Linked DNA regions of Homo sapiens: region 2 is linked to region 1. A link is a loop called in an ENCODE intact Hi-C map of the cell type or tissue named here. Cell type or tissue: endothelial cell of umbilical vein. All regions are shown on one strand.

Region 1 (2,500 bases):
GGGAGAAGAAGCAAGGTGTGTTTGGGACGAGGCAGAGAGTAAAGCCAAGACTGTGAGCAGAGGCCCTGAGTTTGAGCCTCAACATTCCTGCCTCTCCTCTGCTGACCTTGCACAGGCTAACTAAAGTATCTGCCAGTTTATCCTCATAGGTCTACAGGGGTGGGAGATGACCATGATGATGATGGTGGTGGTGGTGATGATGATGATGATGATGATAGTGGTGGTGGTGGTGGCGATTATGGTACCAGTACCCATTAAATGCCTGGATGGGCCAGAAGCACTTAGAATCACAAGGTACCTGGTAAGAGCTTTTATTCCCGAGTCAGTGGGAGCTAGCTTCATCCAAGGGCTTCACTTCAAGGAATGCACAAAGGAAAATCTGGGTCTATCAAACAGATAAAATAGGAGTAATAGAGAGTCACCATAGGTGATTTGCAAATAATCCCACACTTAAAGTGTGATGGAAAGAAAGAATGCAACTTAAACTTTCTGATTTACATTGTCACGTTTTTTAGACTTAGAAAAATCTGTTTCTGCTTGGGCTGCTCTACTGATGAGCTCCACGACCCTGGACAAGTCCTTCAGAGCTTTGATCGCACTTTCCTCATCCAGGGTCGGGTAGGAATCCTGCCCTGTCTAGCTTGTGGGAATCTAGGAGGAGGGCCAAGGGAGAGAGTGGGTATGCAAGGGCTGGAAGTTTCTGAAGCTCACATTAGAAGTGAATAGAAGCGCAACCGGTGCCCTAGCCTTCCAGTCTCTGATTCAGCCTCTGCAGAACCGGAGAATGAGAACGTGCAGAGGTCCTTTCCTGCTGGGGCAGGGCAGTGGCAAGAAAGAAAGAGCTCAAAATAGGAACGTGCTCTCTGAAGAGCACAGTGCAGGCAGGAAGTCTTATCCTGCCAGTGTTTCTCCCACGAACACATTCTCTTTATTCTATGAGACACCAGCATAAGGTCACCTGCACGCTGAAACAAAAGGAACCCCCCCCGCCCATTGGAGCTGAGGCTGGGGAAGCAGCCAGGCCAGGGCATAGAGGGGTCCCTGGGGAGGCGGTTGTTGCCAACACTGAGCCAGGCGTCCTGTTGGGGCTGGGTGTATGCATGGGCCACCCTGTGCTGACCCCAGGGATCCCGTGTGCCAGCTCCAAAGGCAGCCCCTCAGCAGGGGCAGTTGGGGACGGTGCTGGCAAGCAGAAAGCTTTCTTCCATGGTGCTCTGAGCCTCTGCAGCCTCTCTGGTTTCTTGGCACCATAAACTGCTTGATCTCCGTCCAGTGATTTGCTCCTATAAACAACAGAGAAGAAGAAAAAAAATAGAAAAGTTGTGAAAAACAGATACAGGGAATTAGGTCACCCTAGAAATTCTAAAACATCAGCAAAGCTCTTGTTTAACATGATTCATTCAGCGACCTCTGACCACAGCCAGGCCTTGAATGTGGAGGCAGAATGTAACAGTGGAGACTGAATGGAGCAGACGGGAAGAAGGTTAAGGTGATCCTTGGCTCGGAGGTGGGGGAAGTGCTGCCGACAGCTTTTGTTCTGATGCATGGGTCTGCTGGAACCGGGGAGCAGAAGGTGGGGGGTGCTGGACGTTCTTTTGGATCCTGATGTAGTAACTGATGCAGGCTGGACCTCTTCATGCAATTCAGCGTCAAGCTCTCCAACTTACAGAGCACCAAGCCAAGATGTTTGCATGGGAACACACGCCACCCCCATCTTTGCGAACTTCATCATTGCACTTCCGTTTCCTTGATCTTGATGCCAATGTGGTGTTTACCGGAGACCAAGTAGTCGCCGGAGATTTATGCGGCAAGAACACCTCCACTGATGAAAGCAAGCCTTCCGCTTGGCTGCAGCCTGGAAGCCACTTAGAAGACTATTTATTCTCTATGCGTCTCTCCATAGACAATCACCCATCGTGGGGAGCACATTTACACCTTAGTCAATGGAATGCATTTTAATTGCGTTAATAAGAATTGAGATAGGACTAAAGACAAAAGGCTCACTCTGTACAAAATTAAAGACTGTTGCTTGTGCTCAAGATCCTGTGGCTAGAGGAGCTTAGACAACAGGACTGCCTGTCTCCTGGGAGCCAAAAGCAGCAAGGAAAGGGATCTTGTTTGCCTTGAGAGAAAATGCAGCTAGCGGCCTGTTGCCTGGCTGCTGAGGGTCTGGAAGGGGAGGGGGCTTATTGGTGGAAGTTAGATTTAACCTAAAGGGAAACGAAGGAAAAAAGAGTTGTAATGTTGTAGAATGGGCGCTCATCTTAAGATTAGCTTGTAGGCAAGCTATTTAACCATTCTATTTCCTCTTCTGTAAAATGGGTATAATGATATTTATCTACTAACATGAGGAAGGTGAAGTAAGAGAAGGGATGGAAATGCGTAATAGATCCATAAAGTAGAACATACAGATGATCCCCTTCTTCAGCGTCTACCGCATATCCTGCACTAGCTCCAAGATGGGCTCTATGCTCATGATTTTACAGCTCTTGCCTCTTTG
Region 2 (2,500 bases), 190 kb before region 1:
GCTATTTGAAAGCTCTCCAAACCCTGCCCTTTTGGGTTTCTATTTAAGCTTCATTGGGTAGGCATGATTGATTGAATCATTGGCTGTTGGTGATCAACTTAACTTTCAGACCCTTTCCCCTTCCTAGAGCTTGGAGGGTGTCACTGAACGTCCCAACCCTCTAATCAAGCTTTGGTCTTTCTAGTGTCCAGCCTCCATCCTGAAGCTACCCAGGGACTGCCAGCCATCAGTCACTCATTAGCATACAAAAGACATCACTTTGGAGATTCTAAGGATTTTAGCAGTTGTGTGCCAGGAAATGAGGATGTAGACCAGATATATATTTCACAATATCATACCATGTAATATAGGGTAGACAGAGATTCCAGGGAATAAGGGATGGACATCCTTTGAGGGAGGCAATATTCTGTGTACCACAATCTGTTAATAAGCTGAAGAGATTTAGGCTCAGAGAGATTAAGTAAGTTGTCCAAGGTCACAACATAATAAATGAAAGAGCTGATATTTTAACCCAGATCTGTTATTTATCATATATGCATATCTTTCACAATAACATGATCTTTCCCACAAATACCATTTGATCCTACTTAGGAAAAGTAAATAGGATGATGAGCATTGTTCAAATAGTAAATACCTATTTTTTTATTGTATATATTTAACGTATATGATGTTTTGATGTATACACACAGTGAAGTGGATACTACAGTCAAGCAAATTAACATCAGTCATCTCACATAGTTACTCTTTTTAGTGGCAGGAAAATCTCTTTTAGCAAAAATCTCAAATACAGTACAGTATTAACCATAGTCCTCATGTCATACATTAGACATCGAGACCCCTTTATCCTGCGTATCTGCAGCTTTGTATCCTTTGACCTACATCTTCACATTTTCTCCCCCGTCCACCCCTGTTTACCATCATTTTGTTCTCTAAGTATTCAACTTTCTTTTTCTTTTCTTTTTTTAAGATTCCACATATAAGTGAAATCATGCATTTTCTGTGTCTTGCCTATTTCACTCTGCATAATGTCTTCCACATTCATCCATGTGGTAGCAAATGGCAGGATCTCCTTTTTAAAGCTGAATAATATTCCATTTACGTACGTGCATGTACATATATATATACACACACACATATGTACACACACATAACTCACAGTTCATTCATCTGTTGACAGACACTTTGGTTGTTTCAATATCTTGGCTATTATTGTTTCTAAATCTTGGCTCATGCTACAGTGAACATGGGAGTGCAAGTATCTTTATGAGATGGTGATTTCATTTCCTTTGGATATCTACCCACTGGAGGAATTGCTGAGTCATATGGTAGTTGTATTTTTAATTTCCTTAGGAACCTCTGTATGGTTTTTCACAGTGGCCGCACTGATCTGCATTCCCACCAACAGTGTATGAGGTTTCTCTTTTTCACACCATCACCAACACTTGTTATCTCTGGTAACTTATTAAAGTAATAATCACATTTGCTTAATAATATCAAGAAATAGGCTATGTTATTATGAAACAGTTAAAAGCATATAGGAAGTTTATTTATTGATGTGGGAAAAGTATTTATGACTCATCATGACTTCCAGCCCCCTCCCCCACATTTCTACTTATCACTTCCTTTCTGTTACCAGTTCCTTCCTTATCCAGCCTAGATGCTTTGATTCAAATTATTTTCCGGCAAATTCTTTCAATTCCTTTGTACCTCTTTGGTCTCTCCAATCTCAGAACTGGATGAGCTCAACTACCTGCCAGTTTTTTCACTTTAATGATACGCTCAGCAGCCTTAAAATTGTCCAGCAGTCTTCCGACGTGTCTATTATCTCACTCCCTCACTCCTCACAGCATACTGCCTTCATTCTTCTCAAACCTTTTAACCCCCTATCAGTGTTATTTGATGTCTTAGCAGTTTTCCATGCAGTTGACCACAATTGACCATTGCTTCCTTTTGGAAACACTTGTCTCTTGGCCTTTGAGACAAACCCTTCCCTGGTTTTCCTTCTCCCATTCTAGTTGACCATTTTCTGTCTTCTGTGTTACCTGACATCTAAAAGAGGAAAGGTTTAGTTCTCTTGTTTTTCATCTTGTACTTTTGGTTAAATATAATCTTTTTGTGTAAGTCTTATTATCTCTAGCCCAGAGTTTGTCATCTTCAGCACTATTGACATTTTGGGCTGGAAAATTTTTTCAGTGTCAGGGGATGTCTTGTGGATTGTAGGATGCTTAGCAGCATCTCTGGCCTCTATGCTCTAACTGCCAATAGAGTTCCCTCTACCCTTATTGTGACAATCAAAATGTCTCCAGATATTGCCAGATGTCTCCTGGGTGCATAAAATCACCCCCCATTGAGAAGTACTTATGTAGCCTGAAGTTCTCTTCTGAGGATCTGGGGATAACACCTTTCTGACATCTCCACTTGAATGTCTCCTAGGCATTGCAAATTTAATGTGACCAAAATGGACTCTTGTTTTTTCTTCCATATATGCTCTCCCCCCAGA

Evidence for each region. Peaks named below come from ENCODE experiments on the same cell type or tissue, not always from the same donor. Only the 100,000 strongest peaks of a DNase experiment are listed, where the experiment ranks them.
Region 2: a loop joins it to region 1, with 5 times the contacts of the local background. A loop is called at or near these places in 2 of 110 quality-filtered maps.

Annotation. Positions count from the first base shown.
Region 1 is chr10:30,811,093-30,813,592 of GRCh38, reverse strand. No RefSeq gene overlaps it. Among named protein-coding and RNA genes, the nearest start is that of LINC02644, 89 kb to the right of the region's middle. In endothelial cell of umbilical vein, no CTCF peak of the experiment used is centred here; DNase peaks (open chromatin) are centred at 1,112 and 1,342; H3K27ac peaks cover 2,299 bases.
Region 2 is chr10:31,003,906-31,006,405 of GRCh38, reverse strand. All of the region lies in intron 1 of ZNF438 (zinc finger protein 438), which reads left to right. Among named protein-coding and RNA genes, the nearest start is that of ZNF438, 27 kb to the left of the region's middle. In endothelial cell of umbilical vein, no CTCF peak of the experiment used is centred here; a DNase peak (open chromatin) is centred at 1,385; H3K27ac peaks cover 2,500 bases.